4 separate regions of the Homo sapiens genome follow, and all the other regions are linked to region 4. The links are chromatin contacts, found by Hi-C or POLR2A ChIA-PET in ENCODE. All regions are on one chromosome and are shown on one strand. Each heading gives the region's core, a stretch centred on a gene start or an enhancer-like site at or near the end of the contact. The rest is flanking DNA. Distances are from core to core; before and after follow the strand shown. Region 1 holds the start of LIN54 (lin-54 DREAM MuvB core complex component). Region 2 holds the start of COPS4 (COP9 signalosome subunit 4). Region 3 holds the start of COQ2 (coenzyme Q2, polyprenyltransferase). Region 4 holds the start of CDS1 (CDP-diacylglycerol synthase 1).

Evidence for each region. Hi-C counts contacts between places; a loop is a spot of excess contacts on that map. ChIA-PET counts read pairs that join two places held with the same protein, here RNA polymerase II (POLR2A). Pooled maps may share reads with other maps.
Region 1: a loop to region 4 is called in a map of naive thymus-derived CD4-positive, alpha-beta T cell, with 24 times the contacts of the local background. The contact joins the promoter of LIN54 here to the promoter of CDS1 in region 4. A Hi-C loop is called at or near these places in 1 of 168 maps with a recorded cell type or tissue (naive thymus-derived CD4-positive, alpha-beta T cell) and 6 of 50 pooled maps. POLR2A ChIA-PET finds 5 or more read pairs at or near these places in 1 of 52 experiments (MCF 10A).
Region 2: a map of CD4-positive, alpha-beta T cell shows a loop between it and region 4 (8-fold over the local background). The contact joins the promoter of COPS4 here to the promoter of CDS1 in region 4. A Hi-C loop is called at or near these places in 1 of 168 maps with a recorded cell type or tissue (CD4-positive, alpha-beta T cell) and 5 of 50 pooled maps. POLR2A ChIA-PET finds 5 or more read pairs at or near these places in 1 of 52 experiments (MCF 10A).
Region 3: a loop to region 4 is called in a pooled map, with 8 times the contacts of the local background. The contact joins the promoter of COQ2 here to the promoter of CDS1 in region 4. A Hi-C loop is called at or near these places in 6 of 50 pooled maps.

The regions. Positions count from the first base shown.
Region 1 is chr4:83,008,992-83,015,933 of GRCh38, reverse strand. LIN54 (lin-54 DREAM MuvB core complex component) reads left to right here and starts at 5,111. Exons shown (of 13, transcript NM_194282.4): 1 at 5,111-5,450. RefSeq lists enhancers at 2,668-2,797, 2,405-3,290, 5,172-5,271 and silencers at 2,968-3,297, 5,022-5,101.
Region 2 is chr4:83,030,393-83,037,471 of GRCh38, reverse strand. COPS4 (COP9 signalosome subunit 4) reads right to left here and starts at 2,289. Exons shown (of 10, transcript NM_016129.3): 1 at 2,174-2,289. The coding sequence starts at 2,247. RefSeq lists enhancers at 1,800-1,859, 1,401-1,906, 1,920-1,979, 2,020-2,069, 2,170-2,519 and 2 more.
Region 3 is chr4:83,281,037-83,288,537 of GRCh38, reverse strand. COQ2 (coenzyme Q2, polyprenyltransferase) reads left to right here and starts at 3,740. Exons shown (of 7, transcript NM_001358921.2): 1 at 3,740-4,026. The coding sequence starts at 3,774. RefSeq lists enhancers at 3,608-3,902, 4,098-4,337 and a silencer at 3,708-4,037.
Region 4 is chr4:84,579,648-84,586,578 of GRCh38, reverse strand. It overlaps CDS1 (CDP-diacylglycerol synthase 1), which reads right to left and starts at 3,452. Exons shown (of 13, transcript NM_001263.4): 1 at 3,061-3,452. The coding sequence starts at 3,177. It overlaps LOC102723338 (a long non-coding RNA gene), which reads left to right and starts at 4,358. Exons shown (of 8, transcript XR_007058460.1): 1 at 4,358-5,030. RefSeq lists silencers at 3,496-3,595, 3,636-3,845 and an enhancer at 2,706-3,659.

The DNA.
Region 1 (6,942 bases), core at 3,862-6,361, 1.6 Mb after region 4:
GTTTTTATTTTCATTTATTTTTATTTTTATTTTTAGACAGAATCTTGCTCTGTCCCAGGCTGGAGTGCAATGGTGTGATCTTAGCTCACTGCAACCTCTGCCTCCCGGATTCAAGCTATTCTCCTGCTTCAGCCTCCCGAGTAGCTGGGATTATAGGCGCCGGCCACCACACCTGGCTAATTTTTATATTTTTAGTGGAGATGGGGTTTCACCATGTTGGCCAGGCTGGTCTTGAACTCCTGACCTCGTGACCCACCTGCCTCGGCCTCTGAAAGTGTTGGGATTACAGGTGTGAGCCACCGCGCCTGGCCCCTATGATTATTATTTTTTTTTATTGTTTATTGTTTTGAGACGGGAGTCTCGCTCTGTCGCCCAGGCTAGAGTGCAGTGGCGCGATCTCGGCTCACTGCAACCTCCGCCTCCTGGGTTCAAGCAATTCTCCTGCCTCAGCCTCCTGAGTAGCTGGGATTACAGGTGCCCGCCACCACGCCCAGCTAATTTTTGTATTTTTAGTAGAGACGGGGTTTCACTATGTTGGTCAGGCTGGTCTCGAACCCCTGACCTTGTGATCCACCTGCTTCGGCCTCCCAAAGGGCTGGGATTACAGGCATGAGCCACTGTGCCTGGCCTGATTATTTTTAATAAGGACCATTTAGTCTCCTTCTTCCTTTATATTATACCTCTTCTTTCATTTTTTCTTATTTAACTTAGCTAGGACACACTCAAAAACGGTAAACAGCTACTATATCCCTGCCTCCTTATTGAGTTTCTGATTTTAAGGTGAAAGCCTCTGCCATTTCACTGAAATGTATGGTGTTGTTCTCTGATGATTATCTTGATCCAATTAAGGAAACATTCTTTTATTTCTAGTTTACTAAGAATTTAAAAAATTCAGGGTGGTTATTGAATGTTATACAATGTATCTCTAGAGACTATCATTTGGTTTTTCTCCTTCAATCTAATAAATTACACTAGTAGATTTCTTAATGTTAAATCACTGTTTCGGTTAAACCATATACTTTGTCATGATGTAAATTCTTTTTACTACCACATTGCTGGAATTTGATAACATCTTTTTTTTTTTTTTTTAAAGAGTCTCACTCTGTTGCCCAGGCTGGAGTGCGGTAGTATGACCTCGGCTCATTGCAAACTCTGCCTCCCGGGTTCAAGTGATTCTCCTGCCTCAGCCTCCTGGGTAGCTGGGACTACAGGCGCATGCCACCACGCCCGGCTAATTTTTGTATTTTTAGTAGAGACAGTGTTTCACCATGTTGGCCAGGCTAGTCTCAAACTCCTGACCTCAGGTGATCCACCTCCCTCAGCCCCGCAAAGTGCCAGGATTACAGGTGTGAGCCACTGCGCCCGGTCTGATAACTTCTTAATTCTTTTTATTTAAAAAAATTTTTTTTGTAGAGATGAAATCTCACTATGTTGCCCAGGCTGGTCTCAAACTCCTGGTCTCAACCCATCCTCCTGCCTCAGTCTTCCAAAGTCCTGCGATTACAGGTGTGAGCCACAGCACCAATAACAACTAAATACTCAATTTTGCCTTCATAACAAAATCATAGCAAGAAAGGAAGTTTCCCTTCTCTTTTTTGGGTACTGTTTGTCTTGGGTTTTAGTATAAGAGTTATGCTGCCTTGTGGAATAAACTGGGAAAGGGTCTCCTTTTTTTGAGATATTTTGGTCTCTCTAAAATCTAGCCAGTTTTGGGTACCCCATCTCATTCTTTTCTTCCTTCCAGTGGTGCCCCAACAGCACCATCAATCATTTTACCATGAGGATTTCTCACACTAGCTCTCAAGGTTCCTCATAAAGTGGGCTCACAATGCTGATCTCCAACAAAGCCTTTGTGTCATTCAACTTTATCACATTACTTACACATGTCACAGACCTTCCCATTTTCAAGGCTTTGCTAATTTCATGACATTTGCCTTGTTAAATCCTGACTATTAGTGTTTGGGCTGGTACTGGGTGTTGATTATGGCACAAGGGAACTAACATTTCAGGCAGAGACTGTGTACCTGCTTAACACCCTTCATTTTATTTAACCATCAGAATCCTGGGAAGTTTTGTTATTTTTATTTGCTGGATAGGAAAATAAACGTTATACAATATACACTAATAAACGGAGGTGCCATTAAATACCAGTACTGCTTGATTCCAAAGTGACTGCTGCCTCCCCTACACTGTTTCACCTCCTCCATTATGTTCCCGAGGTAGTCTCTCATGCTGACCTGTATGTCCTCCGTACTCCATTAGCAAATTATACACTGTATCGCACCATCTTACATTTACACTCTTGTATTTTCTATTTTCGTATATGTAGTGCTTGTCGCACTCACAGCAGTTGATAATAATCTCTCAGAATAATTTTTTTTTCCCCTCAGAATGATCTGTCAGCGTCTGTTCATCCGACTCCGTATTTGGATATCATATAAATCGCGGGAAAAAATAAAAGGTGATTAAATACAAATAATTTTGACTGTGTTAGTCTTAGCTGCGTGTTGCAAGAAATGCAAAACGTCTTTCAAAATAAGTTTAACTCTCAATGAATCTCCCTGTGGCTTTTTAGCGACACTGCAAAACTAGTGCCTAAAAACACAGTGACTTGGCATTTGTGACTACTGATCACCTCCTCACTCAAGCACATCAAACAGCGGGATATCCTGGAAGTCGCACCTACAACCCGGACTTCCTAACAAGGAAAGCTAGACGAAGGGACGGTCTCTCCCAACCGCAGCGCGATGCGGGTCCTCCCCCCATCAGCTTCAGTCCGATGGAACATTCCGTGCGATCGCTTTGACCGGGCGCCACTCGGCGTCACGTGGAACTGGAGCGCCCTGGCGGAGCCCGGCGGAATGACGCGGGCTTGGGTTGCCAAGGGGAGGGACGAGGCGCCGCGGAAGAGGCGGAGCGAAGGAAGCCGGCCGTGGGGCGGGGTGCGGAGCGCAGGGGCGGGCAGAGAGGGGCGCGCGGGCGGGGAGGGCCCAGCGTATTATGGGATGCGGCGGTGGAATGGGGCTGGGCGCGTGATTTTGAACAAACCCTGGTCTGTGTCTCGGAGGCGCCGCCGCCGCCGCTGCTGCTGGGAGCCCAGGGAGCGCCGCGCGACCAGGAGGCGGCGGCGCCGCCGGCTTTGGTGAGTGTCAGCCCCCGGGATGGGGGCTCCTGGGCGGGCTGGCGGGAAGGGGGAACCGGCCCCCGCTGCGAGTGCCTGCGCGGGCGGAGAGCGCTGGACCGCTCCCTCCGGGAGCCCGGGCCGGTGGGCCTTGGCGGGGAGCGGGAACCCGCCAGCGGGGTCCGCCGCGCCCCTTCCCTGAAGCTGGGTTGCGGGGGGCGAAGGATCCTTGGGGCTCGGTCTCTTCCCGTCGGCTCCCGAGAGGGTGGCTGTCACCCGGCAGGGCCAGCGCTCGGCCAGCCGCCTGCCCGGCGGTCTGGAGTAAGGGCTCCTGCGGCTGTTGACACGCACACTGCGCGACCCAACAAGCCACCCGTGGCGGCCCCAGGTTTCTGGGAACCGGTTTTGCTGCTGTGTCATTTTGTGCCAGTCCCTCCTCTCCCTACTGCCCGCCGCCGCGTTCTTCCTATGCCCCTTTGTACAGGCTCTTGTTCGTGCGTGTCCGTTTTCCTCGCGAAGCCCACCAGCCAAATGTCATAATGTTCCCGAGGTGCACGGGGGAAGGGAGCGGGCCGGGACTTAGCTTGGCCAGCAACGGTAAACAACCAAGCAGAGTGCGGATGGACGGGGCCGTCAGTGGGGAAATGAAGTTTAAAGATGAAGTAATTGAGAACACTTTATACTCTCAGCATCTGGTAGTCTGCATATAAAAACAGCAATTGGGGTGGGTGGTGGACAGCCCTTGTTGAAGGCTGAATCTACCGACTTTTATATGGAGTTGCCATTGAAACAAGGTAGGGAAATGAAATGACTTTTTCAACTTCAACTTCAACCTTACTCTTCCTACACTAACTTAGACAGTAGAGTGGCCCTGTTCGCAGCCTTGAAATTCAGTTTGCCCAGAGCTTATGTTGTGGTTGAATGATACAGAATTCAGCTTTTGGATGGTTAACTCTTTCTAAAATTGACAAAGGCAGCCAGTTTCCTTTTTTTTTTTTTTTAATGCTGATCTCTTCAGAAGCCTTGCAGCTTATGTTTTGTTATTTTTTAAATGATTAAGAATTACCTCTGTTCTCTTTTGGTTACTTATTCAACTGACTGATGACAAGAGCTGGTAACTCTTACCTACCTAGTAGGTAGCTCTAGGATCTTGTTCTGAAGCAAGCTGTTTATTTTTACTGTACAGAACAAATATATCAGCAGCAGATGGTTTTTTTTTAATTTGATGACTTAGATCCTAAAAAAACATTTGGCAAATAATTTTAGCTAAGAGTTATATTTTCAATATTTTAGAAATCGATCATTCATGAATGTTTCTACAATTAGTTCAATCATTTCAAATCTAGTTGCGCTTTGACGTCTTAAACCGATGACAGATTGGAAGTCGCAGTGTTCATGGACAGAAATGACCAGATAAATTAAGTTGGAGAGGAAGATAGCTCAGAACTTTATTTTTTTAAATTAGATATTTTGACCACTTCATCTGCATGAGGATTGCTGCCTGTAATTGACAAAGGTGTCAAAGGTCGAACATGCATATGGAAATAGCTCATCCTGTCAAAGTAGTTCTGCGGGTGGGGTAAAATGTCAAAGTTGGTGAATGACATTAAAGGTCTTTCACAGTGTTTTTAGTGCCTGAGATAGCCACAGTGAATGAAACGCATTCCACCATCTCTCTCAAGTTGCTGCTCTGAAAATGAAAGAGTTTGGGTTCTTTATTGTCCTTATGCCACCCTCCGCATGGCTTTTGGTCTTGCAAACAAAAATATGCCGGACTTGGGACCCCGCAGGTGGCGCGACTTCCTTTGGCGTCCCTGCGGGGGCCCGTGCTCCGCCCGGGGGTGAAAGGTCTCGGCGTAGCCCGTGTGCACTTGCACGGCCCTTGTGCGTTTGAAGGTTGGCGGGGCGGCGGGAGGCTTCCCCGGATATGTGGGTGTGCGCCTCCCGGGTGGGGCGGGCGGGGAGGGGAGGAGGAGGAAGGGGGAGGTTACTGGTGGTGGCGGCGGCGGCGGCGGCCCGGGCTCCGGCTGTCGGGGAAGCTGCTGAGCTGTGATGGTGATGACGAGGTGAAAATGGCGGATCTTTCGAAATACAATCCCGGCCCCTGACATACCAGAGGCGGCGGCGACGGCGACGTCGCCACCCCGGCTCCCTTCTCGGTCCCCGGGTACCCTGGAGCGCTCCAGTTTGGACAAACTGGGAAAGGAAGCTGCTGGCCAGAGCTATCGTGCACGGGCAAAACAAGCCCCGCCGGGGCTCGGGATTGCCCAGGACCTTCTGGAGCCCCTACCTCGGAGCCCGAGGGAGGAGAAAGCGGCAGCCGCTGGAGGTAGAGGAGGATGGGGTACCCGAGGGCTTCTCTGTCCGGAGATCTCTTTATTTGGGGGGATGGGGGTGGGTGGGGAAAGAATTGCGCGGTGGATCAAGGAATGACTTGTCCGGAGTGCGAAGAATCAGTAGCCTCGTCATGACATCAACATTATTCTTTGAGTGTTAAGAGGGCTCCAGTTTGCTCTTATACCTAAGGCTGCTGCTGAGGCCTAGAGGAACCGCTAGCACTTATCATGATTTCCTGATATAATGTTTAAAACAGCCACTCTGGCGGGTGTTGCTTTGATGGTGTTCAGCAGTTCTTGGGGTTGTACGTTTCTTTAGGGAGGCAGAGCATTGGCATTTTATCTGCATTTAAGATCTGTGTCTTAGATCCTAGTCTGTAACTTGTTGGGTTGTGGATGTTCACATTTTATAGAATAGGGACCAGTTTTGTAAGAATTAGAAAAAAAATTTTTAATGCTCTGTTATCCTTAGAGTAACTAACCTCTTTGCCCCTGCCATTTGGCATATAACAATTGAGATACTCTCAGTTATATTTTATACTCATGCTTTTCAGGGAAGTTCTTCTCTATACTCACCCTCCTGCCCCCGCCAACCTAGTTCATGAATTCAGAGAGTAAAGTTATGAAAAATTTTGCTGTAGATTTTATAATGCAAATGAAATACAGCTCTAGGAGCTCTCTTTTGGTCCTGAGTTTTACCTTCATTGTTAAGAAGGAGAGTTGCGATGGGGTGATGCAAGCATTTGTTGTGAGTACATTAAGTTGGGAAAAATAAATTGAGACCTCTGTTATTTCTAAATCACTAAATGCTGGAGTGATTAGCCTAGCCCTTTGTTTAGAGAGCTGGATTGATTGACTATAACAGCCACTGTTTTATTAGGTTATCTGAAGACCCATGTTAAGTTTTAGGTTATGCTGAAAGATCCGTAAGGAGTCTGTCTCCTTGCACACAACACTAGTGTTACAGAAAAGTTACATGTGAATCAAATTTTTAGGCTGGGCAAAAAAATTTTTATACATTAATTTGGACCCTATGCTTTTCCCCCAGCTTTTTTGGGTCAATGACATTGAGTGTATAATGAACAGAAGGATTAGTATTGAGGAATGCCCATGGGTAATGTTTATGATTAGCCCTAAATTTCCGTATTCAAATTGTCTACAGAGAGTATATGTGATATTATTTCCTTATTCAAATTGTCTACAAAGAGTATATGTAACACACTGTGCCATAGTGTGTCATATATCACAAATTTTGTAGTTTACTTAGAGGGGAAATATTTTGTGTGAATAGGTGTGTATAGTTTGTAGGTCTGGCTTTCACTTACTAGAAGAATAAGAGACCCAAAAAAATTTTTAGGAGAAATACCTTAGAGGTACTCAGAAGGTTTAATGATGACGATAATGATTATTTTTTAAAAATAATTTGTCTGATGCTGTATTATTCAGTAGGTATTTGGTTTTGTCTTTTTAAAATTACAGTTTTTA
Region 2 (7,079 bases), core at 1,040-3,539, 1.5 Mb after region 4:
CAGTTATCAAGCACATTATTTCATTTAATCTTCACAATAACACCATGTGGTAGACTGCTACAGTAACGGCTTCCAATGAATCGTGTCTCCCTCTGTCCAGGCTCCTTTGCAATGTAACTTTGCCACTAAAGAGGTAGTAGTAAGCTCCATTTCCCCTCCCCTTGAATCTGGGCTGGTCTTCTGATTTACTTTGACCAGTACTAGAGAACTGACGTGAGACTTCCTAGGCTATCCTTAAGAGGTCTTGCGACTTCCCCTCTCATAGGCACCTAAGAAAGCCCAAGCTAAACTACTGAATGAGAGACTGTGCAGAGAGAGAGAGAGATCCAGGCAAGAGCAAGATATGCATGTGAGTCCCGCCCCAGGTGTGTTGCCAGCTGACTATATCTGCATGAGTGAGCCCAGACAAGACCAGCAAAGCAGTCCAGTCAACCCATAGAATCCTGAGAAATCATAGTTGTTTTACACTGGTTAAGTTTTTGGTTTGTTACAAAGCAACAGATAACTGAAGCACGCTTTAAGTACTATTGTTTATCTCCAATTCAGACCTGAAGAAGTAAATACTTAAGTTTCAGAATTCTGCAAATACTTGCAAAGCTCTATTTCTTTTGATAACTAATGCACTTATTCTTCTTTAACAAAATAAAAAGTAAAGGAAGCATGGGGAAAAATATAAGCTGATTTTACTTTCATCCATATAAAAATTACAAGCAGAAAGGATTGAGCCATGAAGACATATTTAACTTATTTCCAACCCATACAATAAGTGAATATATATTTACTGACAGCTTAATAGTAACAACAACAATCTTACCGCACTTTCTATATGTCAGGTACTGTTCTACGTGATATAAGTGTGGTAAGTATATATGCACACACATACTCATCTTGTCCTCAGATAATGTCAGACAAGAATAAGTCCTATTATTATCTTCATTTTCCTGAGTGGGAAAATGCAGCACAAAGTAGTTAAGCCCAAAATATACGGCTGAATTTCCCACTGATAAAAGTAGATTACGTTTGCCACCAGAGAAAAGGCAGCCTAGCCTACTTAAAACAGTCAGAATTTCAATGACCAGGTTAGAACAGGTGTATCCCATTAATATACATCAAAGTGATTTCAGCTGTCAGGATGTAAACATTAAGATCAACTTGAGAGGCATACTTTATTTACTTATTTATTTACGGAGACGGGTGGCGGCGGGGGGGGGGGTCTCACTATGTTGCCCAGGCTGGTCTAGAACTCCTGCCCTCAAGTGATCCTCCCTCTCAGATCTCTCAGGCCTCAAGTGATCTCAGCCTCTCAAAGTGCTGGGATTACAGGCGTGAGCCACTGCACCCGGCCTAGAGAGGCATACTTTAAACAGAAAGCATGTTCATTACAAAAGAGAAATGCTGTGACATCTACAAAGAGAAAATGAACAATATACGTCTACCTACCTATGCTTAATACTGTTGACAACTGCTTGCAGAACAGGCACGTCACACATTTTAACTTGGAGTGAACCTAAGCATTCTATATAAATTTCGACAAAATTCAGATTCCTGCAAACATCACTACTGTAGACATCCTGACCCACGATATGAGCACATTCCGCCTATGTGCCATCAGAGTTGGTGGCAGAGAAAATACCCGAAACACAAGGACCCACAGAAGACAGTCTGAATGGTCTGGACGACATGACAGCGGCCATACCGCCTCAACCTCAGCCAGCCCCAAGAAGCCATCTCCCCGAAAAACGCAGCATCAAGGCCCCAGAATATACATTTCTCTGAATCAAAAAAAAAGAGGAGGAAGGTCCAAAGAGAGGCCAGATTCGGTGTGAGGCCGGCCAGCGATGGGAAGAGGTACCAGGGAAGGCTACTAAGGCCAGGGTAGCAGTCGTCTCTCAGACCGCTGTTCCAAAATCCTAAGGGACCAGAAAGATTCTATCAAGAACTGAACAAGCTGACAATCATTTCAAGTCTATAGCCTCGAAGGCCCCTGCACAAGGTCCCCTCCAGCTTTCTGCTTCTCCCAACATTTGCCTCCCCAGCCGACCTCAGGCCCGCCCCCTTGGACGTCAGGCCGGCTCCTAGCTTCACGCCCAAGAGCCGTGGCCAACCTAAGGAGATTAAGGCTGTGGCTTTCTTTCCCCACCTCTGTACTCCCGCGTTCCTGGGAAATACTCACTTGCCAGCCAGATCTTTATGAGAGCCGCTCGAATTCATGAGCTGGGCCAAATCCTGTCGCACGGCTGCCGCCATCTTTCTCCCAGCTCAGCGGTGGATGCGGGGGCCTCTGGCAGCCAAAAAGAAAACGAGTGTGGTCCTCCAGAGTGCAGCCAGAGGGAACCTGAGATGCTACAGAGTAGCGTCTGTGTGGGCCAGAGCGTCGGGTGTGGGAGCCTGGGCTAGCTCCGCCCCCAGGGTTGAGTGATGCGGAGCTCCACTCCTCAGGTCTGAGGCCTGCCCAGGTCTCTCCTACAGGCTCTGGCTCTCACGCTTGGACTTTGGATTGGCTGATGAACTCCAGTAGTGAGTCTCTGGTGTAACTCCAATGAGTAGCCGGTACATAAAACGACTGCGTTTTCGCAAAGTTCCGTTTCTCACGTCTGTGGTTTACCGTCCTTCGATCTTTCAGGCAGCGCTTAAACTGCCTGTGGTAAAGAATGAGTTTTGTTTCCGATTCACCACAGAAGATACTTTTTAGAAATACAATTAAAATGTCCCTATTCCTCCTCCCACTCCGTGCACTTTATAATGGTTGGTCAGACATTCCAGTTTGTCCAGTACAAAGCGATTTTCCCTCTGTCGTCCTGGAGTAATGATTAATATCCCCCCTTTCGGCCGGGCGCGGTGGCTCACGCCTGTAATCCCAGCACTTTGGGCAGCCGAGGCGGGCGGATCACGAGGTCAAGAGATCGAGGCCATCCTGGCTAACACGGTGAAACCCCGTTCTCTACTAAAAATACAAAAAAATTAGCCGGGCGTAGGTGGTGCACCCCTGTAGTCCCAGCAACTCGGGAGGCTGAGGCAGGAGAATGGCGTGAACCCGGGAGGCGGAGTTTGCAGTGAGCCGAGATCGCGCCACTGCACTCCAGCCTGGGAGACACAGCGAGACTCGGTCTCAAAAAATAATAATAATAATAATAACATCCTCCCTTTCATTCTAGAAACCGTTCCATTTCAATGGAAGATTATATGGTCGCCTGCGTTTGTATAACATTCAATACTCATGTATTCTTATAGAATTTCTGCAAATACAAGCAAATATTAATAAAATAAAATTTTACCTCTCACAAGCAACACCACATAATTGTTCTGCCTTGGTTTTTTTTTTTTGCACTTTTCCTGGTACTGTGGTTTGAAATAATTGTCTTCTCCAAAACTCATGTTGAGGGCTGGCGCCGTGGCTCACGTCTGTAATCCCAGCACTTTGGGAGGCCGAGGTGGACGGATCACCTGAGGTCGGGAGTTCGAGACCAGCCTGACCAACATGGAGAAACCCCGTCTCAACTAAAAATACAAAAATTAGCTGGGTGTGGTGGCACGTGCCTGTAATCTCAGCTACTCGGGAGGCTGAGGCACGAGAATCACTTGAAGCTGGAAGGCGAAGGTTACGGTGAGCCAAGATTGCACCACTGCACTCCAGCCTGGGCAACAAGAGGGAAATTCCGTCTCAAAAAAAAAAAAAAAAACAAACAACTCATGTTGAAACTTCATCTTTAATGTGGCAGTATTTAGAGGTGGGCCTTAAATAGGTGATTGGATCATGAGGGCAAAACCCTTGATCTATTCATGGATTAATGGGTTGTCATGGGAGAGAACATGTGGCTTTATTAGAAGAGGAAGAGACCTGAGCTAGCATGTTAGGAAGGTCACTCCCTTGCCATGTGATACCCTGTGCTGCTTCTGAACTCTAGCAAGTCCCCACCAGCAAGAAGGGTCTCATTAGATGTGGCCCCTTGACCTTAGACTTCTTGGCCTTCATAACTCTAAGATATAAATTCCTTTTCTTTATAAATTACCCAGTTTCAGGTATTCTGGTATAAGCAACAGAAAACAGACTAAGACAGCTGGACATCTTACCAGCTGTCCAGTCTTTCAAAATCACTCTTTTTGGAGCTAGAGGATATTACACAGTGAGAGTATGCCTTAGTTTATTTAATCCTTATAGGACATGTTATTTTTAATCAATGCGATGAATAACCTTTGCATACATTATATATGTACAGGTAGAACACATTACCAGAAATGAGGCAAAGGATAGACATACAATTTTGGTAGATATTGCCAAATTGCATTTTATAGGAATGGTATCATTTTGCCTTCCTACCAGAAATATATAGGGGTGCAGCTTCCTACAGCCTTGACTACAAAGGATGTCAAACTTTTGGATTTTTGCCATCTTGATGTGTGATAAATGGCATATTCCCTCTATTGGGAAAGAGAAAGAGAAGAATACCTGAAGAAGGAATCCCTTTTAAGAATGTGTATTAGTCTGTTCTCAGCCAGGCGTGGTGGCTCATGCCTGTAATACCACCACTTTAGGAGGCCAAGGCAGGTGGATCACCTGAGGTCAGGAGTTCGAGACCAGCCTGCTCAACATGGTGAAACTCTTTCTCTACTAAAAACACAAAAAATTAACCAGGCGTGGTGGCGGGTGCCTGTAGTCCCAGCTACTTAGGAGGCTGAGGCAGGAAAATCGATTGAACACAGGAGGCGGAGGCTGCAGTGAGCTGAGATCGTGCCACTGCACTCCAGCCTGGGTGGCAGAGTGAAATCTCAAAAATAAAATAAATAAAAAAAGAATGTATATTAGTCTGTTCTCACACTGCTATAAAGAACTACCTGAAACTGGGCAATTTGTAAAGAAAAGAGATTTAGGCCGGGCATGGTGGCTCACGCCTGTAATCCCAGCACTCTGGGAGGCCGAGGCGGGTGGATCACGAGGTCAGGAGATCGAGACCGTCCTGGCTAACACGATGAAACCCCGTCTCTACTAAAAATACAAAAAAATTAGCCAGGCGTGGTGGCGGGCGCCTGTAGTCCCAGCTACTCGGGAGGCTGAGGCAGGAGAATGGCGTGAACCCGGGAGGCGGAGCTTGCAGTGAGCCGACATCGTGCCACCGCACTCCAGCCTGGGCGACAGAGCGAGACTCCGTCTCAAAAAAAAAAAGAAAAGAGATTTAAATGACTCATAGTTCCACAGCCTTACAGGAGGCATGACTGGGGAAGCCTGAGAAAACTTACAATCATGGTGGAAGGGCAAAGGGGAAGAAAGTATGTCATCACATGAAGGCAGGAGAGAGAGAGAACACAAAGCGGGAGGTGCTACAGACTTTCAAACAACCACATCTCATGAGATCTCATTCACTATCACCAGAACACAAGAGGGAAATCTGCCGCCATGATCCAATCACCTCCTACCAGGTCCCTTCCCCAACACTGGGGATTACAATTCAACATGAGATTTGAGTTGGGGTACAGAGCCAAACCATATCAGAAAGTTAGGAGATTGCCCACATCAATTCGGATCATGTTCCATTGGCAAGAACTTAATCATATGACCACCAATGAGACTAGAAATTTAATTTCCAGTTGGGCAGCCTTGTGCCCAGAAATAGGAAAGAATGAGTTTAGAGGGACAATCAGCAGTCTCTACTACAATATGTCCCTCTGACCACCTGAATATCCACATGTCCTTTGATGGTAATTTTAGGTATCAACTTGATTGGATTAAGGAATACCAAGAAAACTAACTGTTACAGCATTATATTAGTGTGTGTCTGTGAGGGTGTTTCCAGAGGAGATTGGCATGTGAGTCTGAGTGGACTAAGTGAAGAAGATCTGCCCTTAGTGTGGGCAGGCACCATCCAGTTAGCTGGGCCCAGACAAAACAAAAACAGAGAAAAGGTGAATTGGTCTCTCTCTCCTGAAGCTGAGAAACACACTTCTTCTCCTGGCCTTGGACATCAGGCTCTCCGACCTTTGGACTCCAGGACTCACACCAGCAGCGCCCTGGGTTCTCAAGCTTTCGGACTTGGATTAAGCCATGCTGCCAGAATCCCAGGGTCTCTGACTTGCAGACTGCTTGATGTGGGACTTCTCAGCCCCCACAATCACATATCACAAGATCCAATTCCCCTAATAATTCCCCTCTCATATCATTATTTATATATATATATATATCTCCTATTGGTTCTGTCTCTCTGGAGAACCCTGAATAATATAGCTTCTTCTCACAGTAGAGCCTCCTTCCTCCCTCCCTAGGGAAGAAAGCTCAATTTCCCATTCATTTTCTACATCAGCTAAAAATTCAGGATATCTGGTGATGCAGAAACCTATCACATTGGGATGTGGTGTTTCATGTTCCAGAGATGTATACACTGTAAAACAACTGATGTGTCCTATGCCCATACATCCAATAAAAACCAACAGTGGAGCAGAAACAGGCCAATCACAGTTAAAACTCAGACAAAGGAAGAATGGGAAACACAGCAGTTACTGGCCCGTAACAATGGCAGAATCCTGGGAAGGAAGTATGGATACTCACTGCCCTGATAATGGAATAAGTTCCTTGGTCAGTCCTTGGTTCTGCTGAGAGGATTTCTATTGTTTGTTGTATTGTGTGGGTGCAAGCTTTACCTTCTGAATACAAGTTAACTGGATGTTGAGTATATTTCCTTTTTGAGAATGCCTTAGTGCTTGAACACTTGAGGGCTTTTGTAGGCCAGGCTTTTTGGGTGTTTGCTTTTTTTTTTTTTAAATAATTCCATTGAATATTCAATAAGTTCTACGTGCTTCCAGACAGTTTCAGATGCCAGTAAACACACCCAAAGTTATTTCTCGAAGCAGTTATCAAACTTGCCTTAAATCCTAGCTTCTTTGCTCAACCTATTTTTAATGCCCTCTTTGTAATGGTGGCAGCTGTGAAATAATCTGAAACAGTAGGCTTAAATGAGAAGAGAACTCTATCCATTTGATTTGGCTTTAGCTTATTTTTATTTTCTGTTGTTTTTGTTTGTTTGGTTGGTTGGTTGTGTTTGCCAAGAAGTCTTAAAGGGCTATGAAAAATCTGTAAGCCAAGTCTTTTC
Region 3 (7,501 bases), core at 2,491-4,990, 1.3 Mb after region 4:
AAGACCTGTCCCCATGATTCAATTACCTCCCACTGGGTCCCTCCCATGACAGATGGGAATTTATGGAGGCTACAATTCAAAATGAGATTTGGATGGGGACACAGCCAAACCATATCACACCTTCATAGAAACAACCAGAATAATGGTTTACTTGTCTAGTTTTTTTGAGACAGGGTCTTGCTCTGTCACCTAGGCCAGAATGCAGTGGTGTGCACTGCAACCTTGACCGCTCGGGCTCAAGTGATCCTCCTACCTCAGCCTCCTGAGCAGCTGGGACTAAAGGAGTGCACCACCAAGCCCAGCTAATTTTTTTAAAGATTTTTGTAGCGATGAGGTCTCACTTTGTTGCACAGACTGGTCTTGAACTCCTGGGCTCAAGCAATCCTGCCTCAGCTTCCCAAAATGTTGAGATGACAAGTGTAAGCTACCAACCTGAGCTTCATAAGCCTCTTAACTAATATCCCTACTTATCTCACTGCTTGCCTACAGTTTACTCTCAACCCAGTATTGAGAGTAATTATTTAAAATATAAGTCAGTATGAGACAAGAACTATGAGAGGAAAATAAAATAAAATAGAAGTCAGGTCATGTCTCTGTTCTGTTCACAATCCTCCAATGGCTCCCTCTTATTTCACTTAGAGAAAAGCCAAAGTCCTTACCACGGTATGTAAGACCCCACACAACCTGGTCCCTAGTCCTCTCTGCTCTCATCCCTGATCTCTCTCCCTTTTGCTCACTCTACTCTATCCACACTGGCCTCCTTGCTCTTATTAAGAAAACACTTCAAGCTTGCTCCCATCTTAGGGCCCTTGCACTAGACATCCCTCTAAGAGTATCTAGTGATATTCTTCCCTCAGATCTCTCATAGCTACTCCCTTATCTCCTTCAAGTCTTTGAGAAAGTGAGATCAGGGCTGTCCTACCACCCCAATTACCATATTTAAGTATACATACAGCCTGTCCCTACTTTTCCCTGTTACTCTTCTTTTCTCCATACCACTTACCACCTTCGAACATACTGCAAAATCTATTTGATTACCTTTTTCAGTCCTTGTGATGTGGGGAGGGGTTGTCTTGTTTCCAAAGCCTTGTCAGTCATTGTAATTCATTCTTCTGGCCACCATAAAAAAGATGAGAGGTTTATTATTTGTTTTTTTGAGACAGGGTCTCACTCTGTCACCCAGGCTGGAGTGCAGTGGCATGACCATGGCTCACAAAGCCTCAACCTCGGGGGCTCAAGCAATCCTCCCACTTCAGCCTCCCAAGTAGCTGAGACCACAGGCATATGCCATTATTCTCAGCTAATTTTTGAATTTTTAGTAGAGATGAGGTCTCACTATGTTGCCTAGACTGGTCCTGAGTTCCTGGGCTCAAGCAATTCTCTCACCTGGGTCTCTCAAGTGTTGGGATCACAGGTGTGAGCCACAGTGCCTGGCCAGAATAATTTTTGACCAAATGTTTTGGCACTATGGCCTAGCCAAATTGACATGTAAAATTAACCATTTCAGTTCCTGTGGGTAATAGGTTTAAAACAAAATGAGTTCCTGCCCAATCCAAAATGAGGAATTGGCGTTGTGTACATGTACCCTAAAACTTAAAGTATAATAATAATAAAATTTTAAAAAAAAAGAAAGTCACTTCAAAAAAAACAAAAAACAAAATGAGGAATCGGAGCCTTACAGGCCCTTTTAGAGAAAGCCTAGTCCCTTCCTTTTCTGAAGAGTTTGCAGCAGTTAAATGGCTTTCCCAAGGGCATACTGTGCCTTGGCATTAGTCTAGAGGAGACTCCTGAAAGTTAGGGCTCTACTCTATGTGACTGTTCTCTTGTCCTACAAATTAGCAGAGTGACATGTGGGTACCCATCTCAGTTTCCTGTGCACTTTAATTGGACCAAATATCTTAGGATTGAATCACCTCTGGGCAGGGTCAGCATCATGGGTACATGTGCAGTCACCCAGGGCCTACGCTAAGAAGGACCTTGTACTTGGTTTAATGTCCTGCTGTTGCCATCTTGAAATTCTTAATATATTTTTTTAAACAAAGAGTTTGGACCTATATTGGAAAGTCATGGATGCAATACATGACTGATATTACACCCTTTTCAGGTTTGAGTCAGATCTAAATCATCTCCAATCTAACAACTAGGAGTGTTACTAAATTGCCTGCTGGCCTTTATTCTTTGCAGGCAGGAGAAAGGCTAGGTACCCCCTGCCTCATTGCACCAAAGTGGCCAGGCATCCAACTTGCTGTACTTGAGCCATGCAAGAAGTCACAGAATCATTGTACATGTTTTACAGAAAGGAGCCTAAAGACTAAGTCAACTTCCTAGAATATTAAAATCCAGATGAGTGACTTGCCTAGGGTTACTCAGTGAGAGGTTAAATGAGTTGATACATGTAAAGTGCCTGGCACACAGCGATATACAGAGTTGCTTATGAATAAGAGTACTGACCATCTGAGGCAGGAGGATCTCTTTAGCCCAGCTGTTCAAGACCAACCTGGGCAATATAGTGAGACCTCCTCTCTATGAAAAATTAAAAATTAGCCAGCCACGGTGGCTCGTGTCTGTGGTCCCAGATATTTAGAATGCTGAGATGGGAGGATCGATTGAGCCCAAGAGGTGGAGGCTGCAGTGAGCCATGATCCCTCCACTGGTCTCCAGCCTGGATGACAGAGCAAGACTCTGCTGACCAGACTTTTCAGCTTCAGGTTCTTAGCATCACACATGCTGGTTGTCTACTGATTACAAAAACTCCTTTGAAGGGCTGTCAAATTTAAAATTTTCACTTGTGTAATGAACATCCCTTAACCCTGAATGCGATTTTAATTTACAGTCTTGTATGTGGCCACTTGGTGCCCTTTTTTTTTTTTATGGCTAAACGTGTACGCAAATTCTTCTTTTGGATTCAGTAGGTTTTTCAAAGCTTTTTTTTTTTTTTCCTGGTACAACTGTTCCATATGAATAAACACTATCCTTTTCATTTTATGGAGAAAGCTGATAATAGGGTTAAATTATAGGGGGCCATTGTTTTGAACTAAGTTCCTGCACTAGGTCCCAACAGATCAGACTAAGAATCAAGAGTCACCCATGCTAAAGTTCCAAGTCACCAAACTAAAACTAAGTTGTATCTGACATTCTGAGAAGTCAGGAAAGAGAGACAACAGCCAATTTTCCAACCAGGCCATTTCAAAATGCAATCGTCATGACAATTAAGTTTCCTGTTTTAGTCCTTAACCTGGTGTAACCTAATGTTAACCAATCCGTTATTTCTCTGTTGTTGTTTCCCTGTCCCCGCCTCGCAATGAAAGTAATTTGAAGTGACCAATCCGCTTTTTGTTCTCTGCTTCTGCTTTCTTCAGCCCTTTTTCTGTCTATAAAGCCAACTTCCTCCGCTCGACTCTTTGGAACACTTATTCTATTTTACAGAATAAGGTGTTGCCCGATTCTATTTTTTGTTTGTTTCCTCAGAGACCCCGTTCTGAGTGTTGCCCGATAATGGAACCACAAAGTCAATCAAGATCGAGTTGTAAAAAATTACAACTAAATTTATTGTAATTTTTTTGCCTTTTGCCAATAGAAATCCCTTTTTCATTAAGTATTCCTCCCTAGAGTAAGCGACCACGATGACCCCAATTTCACAAGTAAGGATGAGGAAAGGTTCTGCCCACACCGCCGCCCAGCCTGGCAGACTAGGATTGCATCCTGCGGGTGCCACTGCGCATGCCTGCCGGGGAATGACGTCAATCCGAGCTCGTCCCGGCCTCACCAGCGCCATGCTGGGCTCGCGAGCCGCGGGGTTCGCGCGGGGCCTGCGGGCTGTGGCACTGGCGTGGCTGCCGGGCTGGCGGGGCCGCTCCTTCGCCCTGGCGCGTGCGGCAGGCGCGCCCCACGGTGGTGACTTGCAGCCCCCCGCCTGTCCCGAGCCGCGCGGGCGCCAGCTCAGTTTGTCCGCGGCGGCGGTGGTGGACTCTGCGCCCCGCCCCCTGCAGCCGTACTTGCGCCTCATGCGGTTGGACAAGCCCATTGGTGAGTGCGGGCGGGCGGGCAGCCCGGGAATTTGCAAGTAGCAGCCTCCGAGTCGGCTCCGCGGAGCTGTCCGCGGCGGCCGGCCGGGGCGTGATGGAAATGAGAACCTGAAAGCTTGGGCTTGGCTGCCGGGTGCCGTGCGCCCTGGGGCGAATCACCTCGGGACACTTTGAAATGAGAGCCTGAAAGCTTGAGCTTGGCTGCCGGCTGCCGTGCGCCCTGGGGCGAGTCACCTCAGGACACGCAGTCGGGACAGTCTCCTAAAGGACCCGCCAGTTTCACGTCTGTCTGCATCCTGAGCACCTGAAGCGGGCAAGATAATTCTCATTCCACAAACACTTGTTTAAATGGTGACTCAAGCGGAAGGTTCCGTTCTCGTGGCCCTCCTTCATTTATTAGAATGTTTGATCCTCCCCGCAATCTTGTAAGGCCCACAAAGACAATCCTTAAGACAGTTAAGACGCTGAGGAAACTAAGGCTCCTCGTCAGAGCCAGACCAGAAGAACTCTGTGTTTTGATGCTGAGTCGGAGCTCTTTTACCTGCATCACCCATAAGGCAAAGATTTAATTCATTTGAACGCAGCAGGGACAGCGCTTACGGACTGCCTGTCAGCTTACAATCGCCCCCGACAGAAAGATTTTCCTGACCTTCCTATCTTAATTAACACCTACCAACCTCACTTTCTATCGCTTTATCCGCAATTTTTCTTAATAGCACTCACCACTAACTAACCTTATGCGCTTGTTGATTGATTGGCTTCTCCAGTAGTGTTAAGTGAATTAATAAGTTCCTACTACGTTGTCCGGCCATAGAGATAGAAAAAGCTATGGAAACCCTTTGCTTTCAAGGAACTCTGGTCTAGTTGAAAAAGACTATTTGGTGAGCTAGGAAAATATGGATCAAATATGAGTGATACAAAAGCAAGTGCTACAGGAAAAAGAGAAATTACTGTGGATCCCTTGCTGGAAAGTTTCGAGAAGAAATTATACTCCAAAGGACAAGTTGATTTTGCAGAGGAGGGAAGAGATCTTAGTGCGGGAAGTACTTTTGCAAAGACCCAAGGGTGGAGTGTTAGAACACTAAGAATACGAGCCTGACCTGGAACACCAAGTGGGTGTGGAAAATGGGAAACGAGACTAGACAAGAACATATCTGAAGAAGCTGGATAGCGTGGAGGAAGAAGTGAAGGATGAACTCCAGCCAATCTAGATGATGACATTTGCCATTGCAGTGTATGGAGATGTAGTCAAAGGCCTAGGTACATTTACTCCACTTTTGCCCGTACAAGACCCGAATTAGGCCTTGCTTTTGGTATTCTAGATTTATGCACGACCTATTTGGGATTAGAGCACTAAGTTATAACAATCAGCTATCAAAGCATAAAAGCCTACTGAATGATAGGTACAGCCCTGCCATCATTGGGAAGCTGTGTATGACCCCCATGAGTTTTGGGGCCACATTCACGTTGAGAGGCATGCATTTCCAAGCCCAGTTCCAATCTGAAGCCTGGCTGTAATTCTGTTCTTGGAGTCTGTGGCATGGAGTGGCAGTGTAGCCTTATAGATGAACATCTGCCATTATTCCCATTTCCCCAGTTAAACCTCTGGCTTCTATCTTAGTGGCTGGACCTTCCGCCATGTAACAGAAGGCAACAAAGGGGTTATGAGCAAAACTTTGGAGCCAAACCTCTTGGATGTGAACCTCCACCCTGCTCATCTGAGGGACCTTGGATAAATTACTTCACCTCTCTGGGCATCCGTTTTTCATCTGTAAAATGAAGATACTATTAATGATAATATGGACGTTATGAGGTCACGAAAATTCATTAATATATGTTAAGTGCTTAGAACAGTGCCTGTCATAATATGTGCTGAAGAAATAGCCATTATTATCTTAGAAGTGGGGAATGGAGAAAATTGTACTTACAGATTGTGTATGTTTGGAAGATACCAGCCTGCATGGTTTGGTTCTAAATAAGGTGATCATTACAGGATTTTTCAGAAAACTAAATAGTACTATGTTAGAATTCGCTCAACAAATGTATTTTGAACCCCTACCATATGCCAGAAACAATAATTGACAGGAGTAGAATTCCAGGTTTGATAATTCTTTATTTAAATTCTTATTTTGTGGGATAATTATGTGTTCGTTGTTTTACTTTGTTGAAGTTATATCTTGTTACCTTCATTGATCAATAGTAGGTTTTCGTTGTTTTTGAGAAGGCAATACAGCTTCTTTCAAATGGGCTAAACTACCTTATTCCAGAAAGTGTCAGCAGGTGGCACTCTTTCCACCAAATTGGAAGTGTAATTTTTTGTTTTACCACGTTTATGGGTGATTATGTTGTCTTGAAGATCATCTGTTTTTGATCTGTCCATCACCCCTCAGAACTTGCTCATTTTATTTCATCTCCCATAGAGTTTTTCCCTTTTCTACAAAAACATTTCTTTTTGCAATCTACTTGTCTCTTGTCTTTGCTACCTCTGCGTCTTTCTTCACAGAAAAGTATGGGGAATGAAAGTGTCATATGGAAGACAAAAAAAAAAAAACATTGCTAGGAATCAGTAGGGACAAAAGAACAGGTGAAACTGAAGTGTATGGAGAGATTTAGGGAGTACAGAGTGACAGCATTGGACTTAGGACACAGACTGCAGCCAGACTGTCTGGGTTGGAATACCACCTTAGCCTTTTTTTACCTGTGTGGTCTTGGGCACAATTACTCCCTCTCTGCGTCAGTTTCTGTATTTGTAAAATGGTTGTAATAAAAATAGTGCCTATCGAATAGGCTTGTTGTGAGAGTCAAAAGTGTTCTGTGAAACCACCTGGTACAGTAAGTGCCATGTATCTGTTATTACGGTTGTCATAACATCATTAATATTGTCATCTCTTAACGACTCTGTGAGGTAGCTGTTCTCTTCCCTCATTTACAGATGAAACAAAGACTTAAGCCTTAAGATACTTTACTGTCTAGTGTCACTCAACTTACAAGTGGCAGACATAGAACTGAGAAGTCTTCTTACTTTCCCCTTCACTGTAGGAACCCTTGTCATCTGTAGGGGAGCTCTACAGATTCCTATCAGTAAGTGAATACGGTACTTTTAATACAGATTTTTGGCCAAGGAAGTTTTGTTCCTGACAGAAAACACTATAAGTGGTTACACGTCTTTCTGTCTAGAATTTTTTTCTTTTTAGTGGAACCTTCTGTTCTAATTGTACCAGGAAATAATAGCTGTGAAGTGGTATTCTCTCTTCTCTAGCCTAGGAGGATAGGATCAGCTACTCCTCTGTCCCTTGTGAACTATACTCATAGCTCCAGGGTAAAGAAAGTAGTTAAACCTACTGTGTTTTACTTAAACCACTCTGTTTATCTGTTTCCTCATCTGTAAGATAGGGTTATTAACAGTACCTACTATGTAAAGATGTTACTTGGGAGGCTGAGGTGGAAGTATTGCTTGAGCCTGGAAGTCAGAAGCT
Region 4 (6,931 bases), core at 2,203-4,702:
TTTACAGCCACACCCCATCACTCGCATTACCACCGAGCGCTGCCTCCTGTCAGATCAACAGCAGCATTAGATCCTCACAGGAGCTTGAACCCTGTTGTGAACTGCACATGCGAGGGATCTAGGCTGCATGTTCCTTATGAGAATCTAAGGCCTGATGATCTGTCACTGTCTCCCATCACCCCCAGGTGGGACTGTATAGTTGCAGGATAACAAGCTCAGGGCTCCCATGGATTTTATATTATGGTGAGTTGTATAATTATTTCATTATATATTACAATGTAATAATAATAGAAATAAAGTGCACAATAAATGTAATGTACCTGAATCATCCTGAAACCATCCCCCCAACCCATCCGTGGAAAAAAGTGTCTTCCACAAAACTGATCCCTGGTGCCAAAAAATTTGGGGACCACTGCTCTAAGCAATGCCTCCTCCTTTTGCTCTCAGGACCTTCATTATCTCTTCCTCTGTATCTGCAACCCTGTGCCTAGAATGCTGATTCAAGAAAAAACCCAACACGTCCTTTGCCTAGAACACCCTACCCAAACCCTTGTAAACCTGGTGAGTCCCAGGAATCTTTTCATTCCCAGCTCAATCCTCATCCACTGTTTAGAGCTTTTCCTACAGTCTCCAGGTAGACGCCAAGCATGCCCTCTATGCTAACAATGAGCCTTGTACAGACTTCCAATAAATCTAACTCATATATGTCTCCTGCAGGGTTCCTTGAAGATGTCCCTTGTCATTTTTCAAGTACCACTCCAACATTTAACACTTGGGAACATTCCTCTGCAGGTAAGAAGTATTTTTTTCACTTGCTAATTATCTGGAGTACAGAGCCTTCTCTCAGCATAAGTCACCAGTCCGGAACAAAGGGAGTGTCATGTTAATAACACCATTATTAAAAGACTACAAAATGGCAATGCATGGGAGTGTATTATAATAGCAGAATATAATGTACCTCCTTCACTTCTTTCACTAATTCCCCAAGAGTTTTGCCTTTACTGCAACTGAACAGGGAAGGCCCTTAATGAGTTTGAATTGACCAAATATTAACCAGCCTCCAGTGTGCAAACTGATTTTAAAATAGCCCTTGACCTGGAAATACAGGTGTATTCAAATACACACCCTGATAAGAAAGGACAGACAGGGATAGAGTTCAATATCTATCAGCTTGCCAAGTCAAAAGTTCCTCATGATAAACTCTAAAAGTAGAGCAGTATTTTAGATATGGTTTGAATATGTTCATCCTTGTCTAAGAAATCTTGACAAAACAGGTTACATATAGCAAAGTCTACTTTCAGAAAACAAAATCCAGCTGGACATGTGTCAATAAAAACCAACAGTACTGCATTGATAAATAAATAAATATGCAGCGAGGTAACCTAGTCACAGATAGCTAGAGACAACAGTTCTAATGAGTCAAATCACACTACAGAAGTAGTTTCCATTTTAAATACATTATGGTGTTAAAAAAAGAAAAAACTTAATTCCGAAGGTATTTTATGCATGGCTTCCTGAACATCTTTTCTCTTAACAAAAGCTTGTTAGCTTTGTCGAGTTAAGGAAGTCAGCATAGAGAAGCTGGTATTTCCTTGATGCTAAACTATACCAGTGCTAAAAACAAAACAAAACAAATCCCAACCTAATTAATTCTATTTTGGGTCTAGTTTCCAAGGCAGTTTTCACAAAGACTATTCTCAGCCCACTGTTCCTAGTTTTGTAACTTCAACCTTCAGTAGCTGGAAATTGTTATATTTTGGGTAATTCCTTGACACTTATGTTTTATTACAGACTCATTTTATTCTACTTACTATCAAGGGTAAGGGGAAAAGTGTCACTACATTGATTCCATTGATTCTAAAGTTTTAGTACTAAGAATCACGTTTACGTTTATTTCGTGATATCATGTGATATGTTCCTATTAGGGCTTTGTAATTTGGGTTACATCAAACTCATCAACATCAACTTTCAGGTGGAATCCTCCCCAAATCAGAACTGCCAGCCAGTCTCAGCAACCACATAAACCAGAAGAAAAGGAATCAGGAAACTTAGATTCTAGTTTCAAGAGCCACGAACTTGACCTTGGGCAATCCACCTCACTTCTGTAATTCAAACTGCAATGCCTGCTTCCAAAGTATGCTTCTAGAAACAGTTTACGTGTTTTGGGTTTCTCAAATAAAATGGAATTTTCTAAACAGACGGTTTGATACAACAATCTATTCTCTGGTCCAATTTCCCAAACCATCCAGTCCATAAGATCATAAAACTGCATTTCTTCACAAGTTCTTACTTGCACCACTATATTACCAAACACGCCCGAATTCCTTTTCTAGCTTTAAACAGATAGTAATATCGCATCTACTTATTCTTAAATGTGAAAGAAGAGTAATCTATAGAAAAGGAAGTGAAAAGTCTTCATGAATTAACGTCGGGTTATATGAAATCTACTGGTAGACAGAAGAATTGCACTGTCTGTCGTGTACTCAAAAGAAGCTGGAAGATTACTATTATGTCACGTGCATGATACTCTAAAACCTCCAAAATCTATCATACTGAAAAAGGATGGAGAAAATGTAAGTGCATATGGGGCAGCGCGAGAAGCCAAGCCTCCCGCGTCAGGATCCGATGAAATGATACAGCCGACGGTGGCACGTCTCTAGTCCTTACTAACTTTGTTCCCTCTACTGAAAAGAGAGGTGAGGTGGCAGCTACTAACTGCACTGCAGCCCCTAGGAGGACAGGTTCCCTCCTGATTCCAGCGTCGGCCCCAGATCCTGAAGAAGGGACCGGAAGAGGATGAAGCTAAACTGTAAGCCGGGTTGAGTGGCCCATTTCTCCCGGGCAGCGGCCGCGGTCATCCTGGGAACCTCACCGCCACTGGGATCCCGGGTCCCGACCCCCTCTGGAGAAGGAGGAAGCAGTGCCAGGCAGGGAGGAAGGTGCACCGGCAGCGTGCAGCCTCACCTGACGCTGGACGGGCCCCACCCTTGCTCTCAAGTGTCCCGCTTCCAACCAGGACCCAGCCAGGGCGCGGCGTCCGCCTCTCTCGGCTCCACTTACTTTGTCGCTGGTGCTCTCGGTTTCGTGGTCGCCGCCGGCCGCCTCTCCCTCGCGGTGTGGCGGCGACACCGCTTCCCTGGGGCCGGGGCAGCTTCCCCGGTGCCTCAGCTCCAACATCTTCCGCTCCCGCGCTGCCGTGGCGGCCTCCTCAAGCACCCCGAAACCTGAGCTGCAAGCAGGGTTCTGCAGGCGGGGCGCCCCGCCACCTCGCAGCCGCGCCCTGGAGTCCCGCGGAGCCGCAGCCACTAACGCGGCCCCACCATAGAGCGGCCGCCGCGCCGGTCACCTCCAAAACGGCATCAACGAGAGAGCGCTCGAGGCCGCCTGCAGCGAGCGCGGCTCCGGCGGAGGTCCCGGGCAGGCTCCGGGCGCCAGGCGCGAGCAGAGAAGGCGGAGACGCGGCCTCCGGTTGCCAGGTGCGCGTCTCCACGCAGAGGCCCAGGTAGGAGGAGGAGAAGGGGCGGGGAGAAAAGGAGGACGCTTGACCCGCTTTAGCGCGGCTCTGGGCTCCCGCCGCCGCGCAGGCCCCTCCCGCCCCGCCCCCCGGAGCCGGACTCGGAGCCGGCTTGTCCCGGCCCCGCACACTTCTCCCTGCCCGGGCCTCCCGCACCAGGTCTCGCGCCGCAGGCCCCGCCCCTCTGCGCTGCACTGCGGTTCCCACAGCCCCGCCTCCCCGTGAGGTGACGTCAGGAGCCCGGCCCGCGACCCCGCCCCCGCCTCTGCGTGCTGGCAGGTGGGGGCCTGAGAAAAGGTGGGAGCGGTGGGGCGGGAGGAGGCTGAGGAGCTGGGAGGCGGAGGCGGGGCCAGCGCGGGCTGGAAGTGAGCGTTGAGAACTTGCAGGCTAGTCCCTGGGCCGCTGCGAGGGCTGGAGGAGCTACTCAAAGACGCCCGCTAAATGTTAACAGCGCTCAACACTGCTGCTTCAAACGCCTCCCCGGCCTTGTCAGCTTGACACGCGCGGCGGGTCGGAGGCTCACTGGACCAGAAACTTGTCTGGCAGGACGGACTGGTTGGCCCCGCGGCATTCCAGCCCAGTGTCATCACCTTGAAAACAGGAGATGCTTTTGCCTCACTGGGCGTCCAGAGGTGCGTCGGCCAACAATTCCGATCACAACCGCAGCGCCGTCTCCCAGAAACTCAGTACTGAATCTCACAAAGGTCACCACCTAGGATCCCAACACAGTGTGAGATGCTATGGGACGCCGTTGCCCTCCAGCTAGTCTCTGAGCAGTGGTGGACCTTGGGCTGCCAAAGCGGGAACAGGAAGGGCACAAGATCTGCATTAATTCTAGTCTTAATCCTGTTAGAAGGTGATTAGTTTTCTTGACATGTATCCGCCACCCGGTCATTACTGACAAGCTAACAAATGAAAAAAAGAGAGAAACAAAGAGAAAAAAGAAAAAAGGCGGGCCTTCACACAGGACAAGGTTCAGGAGAGCACCCTTATAGAAATAGATCAACTATGTAAATTCCTCAAGGTCTTTACTGACACGGTAAAAGTAAGTAAAGTGTTGAAAATTTACTAACAAATGAGCAAAACCAAAAGTCAAATTAGGATGCATTGAAAAGCAGAACACAAAGACATCATTTTACCTCACCAAACAGATCTTTGAAGCTGTGCGGTTAGTTTGGGTTGCACGTTTTCAAAAGGATGTCGAGAAACCATAATTTGTTCCTTATGGGGTGGATAACTGAAATGACAGAGAAGATTTGAAAATAAGTCCCTACTGAACAGAGAACTATGGGGTGACTACATTAATAAATTGTCCAATTGTTTGGAGGATCGGAAATGAAGGAGTGCTTGATAGTGAAGAAGATAATCAGAATAATGGCTGAAGCCAGTAGTAGGGTTTCCATCTCTGGCTACTACCCTACCCTGCATAAAGGATTAGAAGTGCTCCATTCTAACTCTCTGGAAGTCAAGAAGCCTGAGTTCTAGTGCTGCCAATGCCACTAATTGCATGGCCTTGGTAAGTTATTAACCCTCAGTGTCCTCAGCTGTAAACGGATAGTAAGGATGGCCTCTGTGGTCCCTTTTAGCTCTTAGACGATCAGAATCCAGCCTTTGCTTTCCCCCATGGTCCAAGAAAAGGAGACCTACTACACAAGGTACCTGAACAACTTCCTGTTTCCCCTTTGCCTAGTCCTCTCATGGCCTCTTTGACTTTTTCCCTTTGCTGCAGGAGGAAAAAAGAGAGTGAGAGGAGTGACAGAGGGGAACAACAGAGGACAGTAGTGCGTGATAGAAGAAACAGTATTCCCCAACCCAGGAAAAGTGGGACCAATGCAAAGACTGCCAAAATAGAATGTGAGGTTCTACTTACCTCACCTTCCTTAAGCTCTGCTCCTTCTTGTGTTTTAGCTAAGAGAGCAATTTCTTTCAATCTTCTTCATTATAGCTATTACCACTAGTTGAGTGAATAGACTGAGTCCAGACAGCAGAAACTGGCTTATTCATCTTTACAGGTCTAGCTCTTTCCACAGTGCCAAAAACCACCCTTCTATAGGTAACAATGTTTGCTGAAGAGGTGAATGAAGAAATGATGGGATGGCAAAGGTATAGCACAACAAGGGAAATTTATACAGTCATATGTTGTTTAACAGTGGGGATACATTCTTAGAAATGCATCATTGGGCAACATCACAGGGTATACTAAACCTAGATGGCATAGCCTACTGCACACCCAGGCTACATGGTATAGCCTATTACTTAGACAACTGTAACACAATGGTAAGTATTTGTGTATCTAAACATAGAAAAGGTACTATAAAAATATGGTATTATAATCTTATAGGCTACAGTGGTATATGTGGTCCATTGTTGACTGAAACATTGTTATGCAACCCATGAATGTATAGTATTTATGGTTTCTTCATTTAAAGTCTATTTTAGACTTACATAGACACTTTTCTTCATTTTCACTTTATATCAGAGAGAAGTTGATTTTAATACTTATTAAAAGTGGTTGTAGTAATGACTTTATTTTACTTAAGATACTGTACAATATACTCAACCACAACTGGCTTACGGAACTCTGTGTTCTCAGACTTTTTCTATGTCTTTTTTCTAATTTTTCCTTTTTCTTTCTTTTTTATTTTTATCTTTCGTTTTCATTCAGGGAACTTATGTTCTCTAAATTTATTGTATTTGTGTTTGGTAACACAAAATCTGGCGTGTAATGGTTTCTAAGGCTTTACCTGTTAATTTTTCTTGTATTTATCCTGCTGAAGGGCTTCATGGAAACCCTAAGCATATGCATGGGCCTAATCACGTAGTACAACCCAGCCAGCACTTCTTGGATTGATTTTAAGATTTTCCAGCCGGGCGTGGTGGCTCACATCTGTAATTCCAGCACTTTAGGAGGCTGATGCATGAATGTCTCTTGAGCCCAGAAGTTCAAGACCAGCCTGGGCAACATATGGAGACCCCATCTCTACACAAAAATTTAAAAATTAGCTGGGCATGGTGGCGTGTGCCTGTAGTCCCAGCTACTTGGAAAGCTGAGGCGGGTGGATTGCTTGGGCCTGGGAGTTCGAGGCCTCTGTGACCCCTGTTCACTCTACTGCACTCTAGCCTGGGTGACAGAGTGAGACCCTATCTCAAAAAAATTAAAAAAAAAATTTTAAAAAAAATTTTTTTTCACCTTCTAACTCCTAATGAGGAATTTGCTAGAGAGATGAGAGAGAGTGCTAACGTTATTGCTTATATGGTTTTTATTTTAGATTACTGTTTACCTTCTCTTTTGCTGGAAGTAATAAGAGCATAAGATGCAGAGACGTTGCCTGAAGTAGTGAGAGTAGATGAAGCAGTTTGTTACCACTCTTCCCTGAATACCCTCAGAATGTTCCCAGACTGATAAACATGCCCCTC